2 separate regions of the Homo sapiens genome follow, and region 2 is linked to region 1. Evidence: chromatin contacts called from ENCODE Hi-C or POLR2A ChIA-PET data. All regions are on one chromosome and are shown on one strand. The core of a region is the stretch at or near the end of the contact, and the rest is flanking DNA. Distances in the headings are between cores, read along the strand shown. Region 1 holds the start of KRT8 (keratin 8). Region 2 holds the start of KRT80 (keratin 80).

Region 1 (6,288 bases), core at 1,542-4,041:
GGTAGGGGAAGGAGACAGGTAAGGTAATTATGTTAAAGCTGCATTTGCAAACCAATAGGCCTAACTTCATTTACATAGGTTGTATATTACACATCAATAAAAATAGCCAAGCTTTCTTTGGGAGTCTCCGGCGCCCAGGCTGGAGTGCAGTGGCAAGATCTCAGCTCACTGCAAGCTCCGCCTCCCAAGTTCATGCCATTCTCCTGCCCCTGCCTCAGCCTCCCGAGTAGCTGGGGCTACAGGCACCTGCCTGCCACCACGCCCCACTAATTTTTTTGTATTTTTAGTAGAGACAGGGTTTCACCGTCTTAGGCAGGATGGTCTCGAACTCCTGACCTTGTGATTGGCCCGCCTTGGCCTCCCAAAGTGCTGGGATTATAGGCGTAAGCCACCGCGCCCGGCCAAAAATAGCCAACCTTTCTAAAGATGTTAAGATTGAAAAAGAGGCCGGGCGTGGAGGCTCACGCTTGTAATCCCAGCACTTTGGGTGGCCAAGGCAGGCGGATTTCTTGAAGTCAGGAGTTCGAGACCAGCCTGGCCAACATATTGAAACCCTGTCCCTACAAATAATACAAAAATTAACCGGGCATGGTGGCACGCACTTGTAGTCCCAGCTACTCGGGAGGCTGAGGCAGGAGAATCGCTTGAACCCAGGAAGCGGAGGTTGCAGTGAGCTGAGATCACACCACTGCACTCCAGCCTGGGCGACAGAGTGAGACTCTGTCTCAAACAAACAAAAAAACTTGTAACTCCTTCTAAACTGGAGGGGACAGAAATCTTTTAAGGGTACAGCCTAGTTCCCTCCACCACTCTCTGCAAATCGCTTTCTTCCCCAGGTCATTCTGCCCCAAAATTATTTTTTAAAAAAAAGTGATTATAACATCTTATCCTAATGGAATGTGGGCCAAGCACTGCTGAACTCTTTACATATGTAAGTTTGAATAGGCAAAAACTTTTGCCTATATGGATTTAGGGGCTCTCATATTCATTTTATAGATGAGGAAATAAGACTTGGCAAGGGAGTCCATAACCAGGAACCGGCAGAGCAGTGCGAACCAAGAATTCAGATTCCAAAGCCTATGCTTAGCTGCTCTCTATAAGGACCCCAGGGCTAGCAAAACGCAGTCAACAAGTCAAGTCCAGGCGCTTGGAGCGCCAAGGGCCCCCGACCACTGGGTTCCTGGGGCTCCGGTTCCTCCCGGCTTACTCTGCCCCAGGATTTCCCTCCTCCCGTTCCCACAATGCCTCCCAGGAGCCAGTCAGCGTGAAGGGCCCAATCCTCGGGGCCGCCGGGGGCCCGGGGCCCCTCAGGCAGCGGAGTCCCAGGGCTGCAAAACCCGGCCTGGCTCCTGCTGTGTGAAAGTGGAGCCAGGCCGCTGGGGCGGAGCAGGGACAGGACGCGAGAAAGGGACACGGGCTGAATGGGCGAGGGGCGTTGGTGGGCGACCGCGTTATCTGAAGCCATAAACTTAACAGGACGTAAACCCCGGGCGGGGCGTCCCACGCCCGCAGACTTTGAATCCTGCATGGGCTTTCCGAGGCCAGGCCCTGGCGCCTCCTCCACCCCACCCCAGCCCACCCCACCCCACCCCACCCCACCCACACCGCCCCCGACGCCGAGCTCCGCCAGGTGGAGGAGAGCGTCCCGAGACTGCTGCCCGCAGCCCCTCACCCCGCCCTCGGCCCCGCCCACGCTGCCGGCGCAGGGGCCGGGGTATGACTCATTCTGTGACCCCCGCACTCAGGCCTCCGGGCGCCAAAGGCCTCAATCAATATTTGCCCGTTTGAACCGAGACACCCACTTCCTTCTCCTAGAATGCTAGAATCACACCAAACCCCTATGTAAAAAAAAGAAAAGAAAGAAAAAAAATCACAAAGGCACCACTGGGGAGCCCTTGGGGTAGTGCTGGCGAAGAGGCGAACCTGGAGGAGGGTAGTCCCCGAACAGCTGGGACTGCCGCAGGGCGATAGCTTAAAAGACGGTCAGAACTCGGGTTGGGGTGAGAACAATAACCGCTATTATTTTTTATAATTTGGGGACAGAATGACCTGAGGAAGAACGGGATTTGTAGAGAGGGGTGGTGGGAACTAGGCTGTACCCTTAAGTTGTCTCTCTCTTCCAAGACCCTCCAGTTTAAAAGGGAAGAAGGAAGCCCCAGGATTCATCCCGGCTGTCCAGACCCTCTCCCCACCCTCACCCAGCCCAAACCAAGGTGCACGGGAGGGGTGAGTCGGAGGATGGAAGGGAGAGTGTCGCCAGGGCGGGTGAGGCCCAGCAGGACGCCAGCTGGGGGCTGGAGATGTGCATAGGGACCGGGACTACCAGGAGAAAGGGGCTGCGGGCACAGTCAGCCACGCAGGGGGGACCCTCACCTTGTCTATGAAGGAGGCAAACTTGTTGTTGAGGGTCTTGATCTGCTCCTTCTCCTGGGTGCGCACGGCCTGGATGTTGGGGTCCACCTCCAGGACAAGGGGGCTCAGCAGGCTCTGGTTGACCGTAACTGCGGTGATGCCTCCCATGCCGCTGGCCCCACCATAGCCGCCGCCCAGGCCACCGCGAAAGTTGCTGCTGCCCACTCGGGAGAAGCTCGAGGAGCTGATGCGGGAACCGGGCCCACTCGTGTAGGAGCGGCTGCTGAAGGCCCGGGGGCCAGAGGTGGACACCTTGTAGGACTTCTGGGTCACCCTGATGGACATGGTAGAGGCAGGAGTGGAGGCAGGCGGGCCGAACCAGGCGGAGATCCTAGAAGGAGCGGAGAAGCTGCTTCTTGGTGAGGAGAGCTCTCAGGAATGGCCTTTTATAAAAGAGATCCCAGCCCCGGGGGATGGGGGGGAAAGGCCTCGTACCTGAGTGGCTAGGCCCAGAGGGGGCTGGGCCTAACCCGTCACCTGCCACCTCCGGGCAGGACTCAGGTGGGGGCAGCAGAGAGCTGCCGCCACCCAAGGGCCCGTTCCAACCCTGGAGCCCACTCCAGCACCACCCCCAGAAACCCAGGAAAAGGCAGTTCAGTGAATATGAAACTGGAAGAAATCCTGTCCTGGCACAAGTGCCTGTAACAAGCAGACTTGCCTGGGCCGCCCAGCCACTACAACCCTGACTCCTGGGTCTTGTCTCCCTCCCTCCTGGGGGAAATAAACTGGAGGACTGGGAAGCATGGGAAAAAGGGGTCTCCTAGTATTTGGGTCTCCTCTGAGCTGCCGACACCCCAGAGAAACTCTCCTGTGTTCTCCCTGATTGAAGCGATTATGAGGGCCTGCCTGAGCTGGATGACAGAACAGCTGGAGTCCAAAGCCTTGAATCTGAAATCAACCATTTGCCTCATCTTTCCAGGTTACTGTTCTACCCCTAGCACCTGGTGCAGTGCCAAGAGGGTCTGGGTAGATATTTGTGGAATGAATGAATGAATAAATAAATGAGTGAATAAACATCACACGCGCACACACACACACACACACACACATACACATACACACACAGTGGCTGTCGTCCCTCTACATCTGAAGGTGCAAGATAAAAAGAGATCCAAGGCCAGGCACGGTGGCTCACGCCTGTAATCCCAGCACTTTGGGAGGCTGAGGTAGGCGGATCACGAGGTCAGGAGTTCAAGACAAGCCTGACCAACATGGTGAAACCCCATCTCTACTAAAAATACAAAAATTAGCTGGCCATGGTGTAATCCCAGCTACTCAGGAGGCTGAGGCAGGAGAATCACTTGAACCCGGGAGGCAGAGGTTGCAGTGAGCTGAGATCGTGCCACTGCACTCCAGCCTGGGCGACAGAGCGAGATTCCATCTCAAAGAAAAAAAAGAGCGAGATCCAACACAGCACTTTTCCTGAACATAACCCAGGGGCTTCCTCTCCTTCCAAGATCCTAGGATCCCCTGGGCCAGGTGAACACTGTAGGCCTCACTGAAGGGCCTAGAGAATGATGAACAGGGCTAGAAGGCAGAGAACGCAGGGGTTGGGGGGGGCAAGAGGAGATGGGAGCTATGTCAGGGACTTCATAGTTCTTGCTCTTTGCGGGAGTCACTCCCATTGCTCCCAGTGAGTGAATCATGGGAAGTGAGACAGGACGGCAGGGGGTACAGTGGAGTGGTGTGGCACTCGTGGTGCTACCTGGACCCTCCTGCTTTACCCAGGCTCCCAACGGGCCAGAGGAAATAGAGGAAGAGTCCCTGCACCTGTCTCCCATTATCAAAGTGAGTCAGGAGGGCAGGTTGGGACGTAGCACGCACCTGTGGGAGGTTGGAGATTGGGGAGCTGAGCAAGGCACCCCAGGCCTGGGTGGGGCCAGGCAGGGCATGCTGTGGGTGGAAGGCAGGAGGTTTAGGTCCCCAAGGCAGAGATTCCACCTGCAATTACCTGATGGCTGGGGCTGGGTTCTCTGGAAGATACTGCAGGGTGTGATGTGGGGACTGGATGAAACTGAACTCAGAGGACCAACAGATGACAGCCAGATCCCCTTGAGGAGAGGGACAGGTGACATAGCCCTGACCCAGGGAAGGGGGTGACCACCTACTGGGAGGACAGATGTACAGTTTCTTCCCCATCCTTCTCTAGGAGAGACACCCAGGCTCACAGAAAGACAGGCACATAGGACCCCTACCCAGAAGGACAGAGAGACCCAGAAGCCCCCTCCTTGGAGGACAGACAAACTTAAAAAGACAGACACACAGACAAGCTCTCTTCACAATGCACGCGTGCATACACACACACACACACACACACCCCACACATTGAAGTCCCTTCCAGAAAAATGCATAGATCCCAAGAGCGGGCACAGTGAGTGGCTCCTTCACCTCCCCTCCCCTCCCCAGGCCCTGCCTCCTGCTATGCTGAATGGAGCAAGGGAAATTCAGTTAGCACCTATTTACACCAGGCCTTCTCCCAGCTCCTTTAAACAATGCCTAATTTTCCCAAGAGTGATTGGAAGGCATGCTACCCCCTCCCCAACAAACACCCGCACCCACCAGGGCTGAGAAGCTTTTAACAGAAGACCAAAGGGAGAAGGACTGGGCCCAGTGCCAAACCTGGGACAGGGAAGGCGGAAGGAGGGAGGGAGGGGCTGGTCAGACGGGTATGGCAGCCCTGGAAAGGGAGGACAGGCGCTCTCCCTATCTTCCCTCCCCCACGCTGCTGTTAGAGGGAGCAGGGGGCACTCAGGTCCTGATCTAGGCAGCACAAGGAGCAAAAAAACAGCACCCCAAAGCCTTTCCTGAAATTCCAGTCCCCTCCACCCCACCTTTCTGGTTCCCTGGTTCTAGGAGTGTCCCTTGTTTAAGGTGAGGACAGAGGGGGTTGCCAGGGACCCTGCAGTATGCAGGCTGGAGGGCTGACCCAGACCTTACCCAGCCAGGGGAAGCCCTTTTTTTCTGGGGCAGCCCAGAACCGTCTAGGGCCAGAAGTGTTTGTGTCTCATTTGTCATCTCTCTATTGCCCAGAGACCCCAGCCAAACCTTCCCCCAGATGCCCCAAGCACAGCCTCGGTGCAGGAGAAGAGGCCAGAGTTGGCCTCTCTGATGGCCCCTGCCTGGGACTTCAGGGTTAAAGGCAGAAGGAGAAGGCCCCTGGGACTAGGGCCAAGTGGTGAGGGAAGAGAGAACCAGACTGGAGCAGGCCCACAGGTACAACTCCTTGTAAGGCATTGTGGTCTACACACAGCTGCCTGCCGGACAAAAGGGAACAACGTGTTTGCGGTGCCTGCCCTACCCAGACAACTCTGCCTCAAACCGCCTTTCCTGGAGAGTGAACCAGGGAAGGAGGAGACACTCACTCCCTGTGGGCCAAGAGTGAGGGCCAGGCCCCCTACTTCTGATGGTGCAGGATAATTCAGAGAAGGCCCTGAGACCCTGAGCAGTGGCATTAAGTCTTGGGGCCAGTGGGGTGGGGAGGTAGCTGTTATCATCACTCATGATCATGGGAAGAGATGGTCTGAACAAGTTTTTTTTTTTCTTTTTTGAGACGGAGTCTCGCTCTGTCACCCAGACTGGAGTGCAGTGGCGCAATCTCGGCTCACTGCAAGCTCCGCCTCCCGGGATCTGAACAAGTTTTGCTTAGAGATCAGGACTGATGATCTCATTCGCTGCAACCTTGTTCATAATAGCCAAAGAGTGGGAACAAAACAAATGTCCACCAAATGACGAATGGATTTCTTTAATGTGGCATATCCATACGATCTAATGTTACAATTAAAAGGAATGAACTACTGATGCATGTTGGATGCAGATGAGCCTTGAAACCCGTATGCTCAGTGAAAGGAGACAGTCATAGAAGATCAGGTACCCTAT
Region 2 (6,288 bases), core at 2,425-4,924, 710 kb before region 1:
GTTGAAAAGTAGGGCCAGGTTGGGGCTGAGGTTAGGGGAGAGGCATGTTGTTTTGTGGGGGAAACCGAGCAGCCTAAACTGGAACTCCTGGAGGGAGACAGGCCGGACATCCCAGAGGCTGCAGGTCTTACAGGGGAGTGCCTCTGGGCCACACAGGTAGTGTTCCTTAGCGGGGGCTGTTGAATCCCCGGCCTTCAGCCAGACATTGGCTTTAGCCAGGGAGCCTCAAAGACTCACGAGCAGTGGCTGGTTTGTGCTTTTCTGCATACAGGCAGGGGGAAGGCTGACTTCAGCTCTTCCAGAGGTCACACAGGCCTCGGTGAAGACATTGTCTCCATCCCTCTGTCTCCATCCCTCTGTCTCCAGGCATTTTACCACTGCTCATAGGTTCCCTCTCTACAGCCTCCCCAGGATGAGCTCAGGCAGTCCTGCCTCTTGCCTCTCTCTCCATCCCCTCTGTTGTCTGTGTGTGCGTGAAGGCAAGAAGCCCAGCCAGCAGCCTCTGCTGGAGGTCGGCCTTGCGCCCTCCCTGCCTCCCCTGGCCTCTCCTGCTGCTACTGCTTCTCCTCATCCCCCTTCATCTCATGACTGTTGCCTTACCAGTCCTTCCACTGGGACGAGCTCAGGACCACCGGCAGAGCAGAGCAGTGGAATCTGGGGCGCAGAGAGGGTAAATGACTTGCCCAGGAAAACGCAGCCAGCAAGTGGAAGAAACCACAGTGTTCCAGGGCCTCTACCACCTCCTGAGAGTCTCTGCTCCTCCTGAGTGCTCCCAGGTTCCTCTCAGTTCCTCAGAGGGCCCCCACCCCTCTCCTCTCTTTACCCAGAGCCCCCACCCACTGGTCATGGCGTCTCACCCCTGGGCCTTCCTCTGGGTCCATAATTGCTCAACAGCCCTGCGCCGTACCTCCTGCCCATGAGTCCCTTCACTCCTCTATCCGGCAGGGAGCCTCTCCCCACCTGCTCTCCAGGCTCCTGCCTGGAAGGGGCTAACTGGGTTCTAGCTGCTCCCTGGGCCAGGCCCATTTATTTCATTTTTTATTTAACAGTTATAATATACTTAATATATACCAGATATGTTCTAAATTCTTTTCAAAAATTCTCCCATTTGATTCTAATGAGCCTGCTAACCTAATGTGTGCTGAGGCACAGAGAGGTTAAATAACCTGCCTGAGACAACACAGCTGGTCAGTAGTGGACCGGGATTTAAACCCCACAATGCTGCTCCAGATTTCACATCTTAACCACTTCCTGCTTCCATGTGGGCCCTCACAGCCTCCACAAGGAGGCAAGGAGGGTGGGGCTAACAGATCTTTGCAGAGTTGAAGGGTCAGCTGGGGCCCCTTGGGGCCCTGCAACCAGGGCCCCCAAACGGCCAGTACCCACAGCTCCCTGTGTCCCACCCTGAAGGGCACCCCATCTCAAGGTCAAGGCTAAGGGTTGGGAGGCTCCAATTCTGCTAAAGAACTTCAAGGGCATTGCCCTGGTCTCTGGGCACAGGACCCCAACCCTGAGGGCCTCTTCCCTGTGCTTATATCCTCCCATCCCCATGGCAGGGGCACAGGGTGATATCAGTGCTGGCGTTTGAGGGAGAAAACCACCCATCTGAGCCAAATTCCATAGCTCAGTGAAGCATTCCTTCTAAGGGATTAAACTGGGTTTGGTCAGGAGGTGGCTCTTTAGGGACCTGCCTCCCCAGGGCAGCTGGGCTGCTCTTAGAGGGAGAACCAGCTCAGCAATGCAAGGCTCTGTGCAGTTAGGGCTGGGGGAAGGGATGCTCTGCCTCAGTGGACTGTGGTCCTTCCCCTCTGGGTACCCAGGGGTACCCCAGGTGTGGATGATGAAACTCTGGTCTAGGCACATGAATGGAAGAAGGAAAGAAAAGATTCCCACCACAGAGACCACTGACTTCGTGTCTCAACAGACCTGAGTTCAAATCCAGACTACCATTTGCTGGTTGTGTGATCTTGGGCAAGGCACTTAGCCTTGCTGGTCCTCAGTTTCCTCATCTGCACAGTTGGGAAAATAACAGCCACTGCAGGGTGGCAGTGTGGCTTGAATTTCATTGCATTTGCAATGTTCCTCCAGAGGGCAAGGCATAAGTAGATGCTCAATGCATGTTACTTTCTTCCCTCTGCCCCTCTCTGTGAGCTCCCACCTCATGGGGGAGACCAGCAACATGCAGAGGAACACAGAATCAGAGGCCAAGAGCAGACAAGGACTGAGCCAGGGGCTGAAGGCTGGACCTCTGGTTTACTGGCAGGTTCAGAAATGTACAGTTTTCCTTATCTGTGAAATGGACATAAAATTGTCTTCTCCCATAAGGTTGTTGAGAGAAATACAGATAAACCTGAAAAGCATCAGCACAGTGCCTGGCACATAGTAAGCAATTAACCAATGGCAGCTGGCACTATCATGATTATTCTTGAGGGTGCAGGAGGGTGCAGAGTCAGGAGGAGTTTCTTGGAGAAGATGAGTAAAGAACAGATTTGGGAAGTGGATAACTTCCTTGGGAGCTCCCTTGCCCTGGGAGCAGAGGTGGACACGAGTGCCCCAGACCTGTTGCAGGCCATGGGTAGTGGAGTCTAGGAAGTGTGGTTGTGATGCTGAGGATGCACCTCCCGCAGTCAGGAGGGGCGCAGGGTGCAGGAAGGCCCAACTGGCTTCCCTGTTCTGACTCGAGGCATCGTCCCCTGCATTCCTATCTCCTGACACCTGAGCTGCACCCTCACTTGCAGCAGTCTGGGCAGCAACCTCCTTCCAGCAGCCCCGCACTCACCCTCCACCCTGCTGGCTTTTCTGACTGGGGCAGCTGAGAGAGATGCTGTGGGACCAGAGGCTTGAGGGATAAACAGGAGCGTGGTGCCTGGGAGGCCATCTCCCCTGTCCACTTGCCTCAGAGTAGGACCGCAGAGCATGCCTCCATCAGCCATTCCTGCGAGAGGGCACCCCTGGCCACACTAGGTGGTCCTCCCCAGTCCCTGCCTGGGTGGTGGGTGACCCCAGGTCATGCAGCATGTTATTATCAACACATCCCTCAAAGGCCATCCTGGGGTCCCTTTCTCCCCACATGCCAGGATGGATCAGGGACTTCCCTCCCCCAGCCTCTGCTCAGAGCTAGCCTGTCGGGTTAGCAGTGCCATCTCCCCATTGGCTGGGTGCAGGGGTGGGGCGCGGTGATCGATGCTCAGGGAAACACAGAGCTCAGCTACCGGCCCAGGCCTGGCAGCCCTTCATGTTTGGGACCCCCTACTTGTGCTCACCTTGCCAATTAGGGAGGCAAATTTATCATTGAGGGCCTTCATCTCCTCCTTCTCCTGGTTCTTCAGCTGCTGAACAGCGGGGTCCAACTTGACATCCAGGGGCACCAGCAGGCCGGGGTTCACAGTCACCTTGGAGATAGTGCCAGCCGACCAGCAGCCTGTGAGGCTGCGGGAGCTGAAGCCCGGCCCGGGGGCCCTGCAGCTGTCCCATCCTGAGGTTCCAGGCCGGGGGCTGCCCACCGGGGTCACCTCACAGCTGCTGAGGCTGCTGAAGCCAACCACGCAGGAGCGGCAGGCCATGGTGCCCCCGGCCGGAAGCAGGAGGGCCCAGGGGGGTGAGCGAGTGAGCCTGGGGTTGCGTCGGGTGGCAGGCTCTGGTTGCTCTGGTCACAGCTGGGGCGGGCTGGGGACTGAGGAGCAGACACCTGTTGCACAGTGCTCATTAGCTGCAGGAGGGCGGGACGCCTCCCAGCCTGACCAACCTGTTGGATGATGTGGGTGCTCCCGCCCCTCCCCCAGCAGCATGTAGGTCTCCCTCCCAACAGGTATCTGCATTGCTTAGGGGGCTGGTCCACAGCCCCCTGCCCCAAAGAAAGCAGGCCTAGCTCTGGGGAGGGGGCCAAGGCTGGACTGGCCGGGTGGGTTGGGGGTGGGGAGTTGGCAAAAGGAAGGCCATTCAAGGGGGCAGGAGAGAAGAGAGAGCGCCTCACCGCAGACCTCACTGCATACTTGAAGGCTGACGTATCTGGGCTCACATACTTCTGGAAAAGATGAGTCAAGCATAGGCCTTGAGCTCCCGAGTGTAGGGCAGCTATCCTGGGCACCGTGCCAGCCTGGCACTGGAAAACAGCACTTATTATTTATTTTCTGGCTGCCAAAGAGTCTCCCTGGCTTATCTTCCCCCTTCCTTCTACCCCCTCTCCCTTCCTTCCTTCCTTCACTTTAACTAGCATTGATTGAGGACCTACTATGTACACCCTACTGTCTCAGAGGCTGGGAGGACATAGACGGTCAAGGCCAAGGAGCTCTCAGCATTGGAAATGTGAGACCTGGTTCAAGACTCAGCTGGACTGCTCACCACTCATGTGACCTCAGGCACGTTACTTGACTTTTGTCTTCATTTGTAAAGTGGGGATGAAAACACCCACCTCACAGGAGGTAGCATGTACAAAGCACTTGGTAGAGGACAGGGGACAAAGTTGGCCTCAATCAGTGGTACTGCCTTCCGGGTGCTGAGTCTAGCAGGGGCGATGGGTATGGCTGAATGCAGCTCTGCTCTGGGGCAATGAGAATCCCTGCCTTCCTCACACTCTTTCCTCCCCACTCTTCTTTCTCTTCTCTGCCTCCTTTGACCTCTTTTACACCATCTGTGAAGTAGAAATAGAAAAGACCCCATTTTGCCCCCACAGAGCCTCTGACAGGGCGGCAGAGGCCCACCTGGCCCAGGGCAATGCCTACCTTTCCACAGTTCCTGAGACCCCACTCTCCCACCCCAGGGGGTTACCAGCTCTCCCAGCCCTGCGTCTCCTTTCCTGGCCTGGTGGTCCTGATGTTCTGGCCCTGGTGGCTGGATCTGCATGTCTTTCCTGGACCTGGCTCAATCCTGCTCTGGGTGGCAGGGGCCAGAGCAGAGAGAGGAGTGTGTCTGGGAGAGTCACAGATGGTCAGAGATAGAAGGGGTAGCAGCCCCCTCTGGGCCCAGAGGAAGAGAGAGCCCCTGAGCGGGGAGAACCATTTGCCAGTCACATCGCGGACCCTGGGCCTCCACCTCCAGGGCAGACATCTTTTTCACACACTAGGCACTTCTGGCTCACAAGGGCACAGGACCCTGTCTAGAGGCCACGGGTCCATCCTAAGCCTGATCCCAGGATCTGGTGCCGGGTAGGGTAGCGAGGCACTGGTGGGTGACTGACGTGCGCCACGCTCCCCACTCAACACCCACGTGTGGGGCCACCTTGGCCTCCCACCGTCCTCACTCTGGCCTGGCATCCGAATGGCATGTGGTCAAGCACAGCACCTTGCCCCCCACCCGTCACCCCTGTGTACTCTGTGGGGAAGGGAGGGGGCAGCAGTGGCGTCTGGGCTCTGCCAAGGCCAGAATAACAGCTGATACATCAGATATGTCCCAGATGCTTTGCAGGAATTAGCTCCTCAATCCTGACAACCACCACTTGAGGTGGACACTTTAATTCTCATCACTCCAAATGACAGAGGAGGAGGCTCAGGGGGCTGGAGTGTCTAGTCTAAGGCCACACGATTATGATGGATGGGAACCTGGACAGTTGGGGTGAGGAGCTCTTTAATCTGAGCCTCTAAGTTTTAGGACCCCTAGAAAGGGTAGCGGGTTAGAGAAGGAAGCTGCCTTCTTACTGTCTGGGGTGCAGTTTAGGGCAGCCCCGCCACCTAATTCTCTCGGAGCCGAACGCTTTTTTCTCCCAAGTGCCTGTGCATGACTTAAATCTATTTCTTGCTTCCTTCCTTTGGCCTCAGTCAGCTCCTGAGAGTTGACAGGTCTTGGTTAATTGCCAAGTCCCTGGCTCCTAGGCTGGCTTTGCAGGGCTTGCCTCTTGGGCCCCACACCAGGGGGCTTTGCTTTCGGATGTCTTCACCTCCCTGGAGCAATGGAAGGCATGCTAGCCTGGGGCTCTGGGCTGGGGGAGGTATGTGGGGCTTGCCTGTTGCTTCCTTTCTGGCCGGACAGTCTTCCTTGGGTGCAGTCAGTAGAGATGTCTTTGACTGTCACTGCTGTGGCTGCCAAACAGGAACAGCCACAAAAAAGCCCCAAATAAACAAAACTCCACAAACAGCCCAGCCCTACCTCCTCCCTCTCCCCTCCTCACCCCGTCTCCTTTCCTCCCCCAGCTCATCTTCAATCCTCCTGACAACCACCACTTGAGGTGGATGCTTTAATTCTCATCACTCCAATTGACAGAGGAGGAAGCTCAGAGGGCTTGAGTGCCTAGTCTAAGGTCACCCAGTTATGATGGATGGGAACCTGGACAGTTGGAGTGAGGAGCTCTACTCC

What was found. Hi-C counts contacts between places; a loop is a spot of excess contacts on that map. ChIA-PET counts read pairs that join two places held with the same protein, here RNA polymerase II (POLR2A). Pooled maps may share reads with other maps.
Region 2: a loop to region 1 is called in a pooled map, with 2.8 times the contacts of the local background. The contact joins the promoter of KRT80 here to the promoter of KRT8 in region 1. A Hi-C loop is called at or near these places in 1 of 50 pooled maps. POLR2A ChIA-PET finds 5 or more read pairs at or near these places in 2 of 52 experiments (MCF 10A and Panc1).

Annotation. Positions count from the first base shown.
Region 1 is chr12:52,902,285-52,908,572 of GRCh38, forward strand. It overlaps KRT8 (keratin 8), which reads right to left and starts at 2,792. Exons shown (of 8, transcript NM_002273.4): 1 at 2,374-2,792. The coding sequence starts at 2,697. RefSeq lists a silencer at 1,563-1,732.
Region 2 is chr12:52,188,340-52,194,627 of GRCh38, forward strand. KRT80 (keratin 80) reads right to left here and starts at 3,675. Exons shown (of 9, transcript NM_182507.3): 1 at 3,264-3,675. The coding sequence starts at 3,563.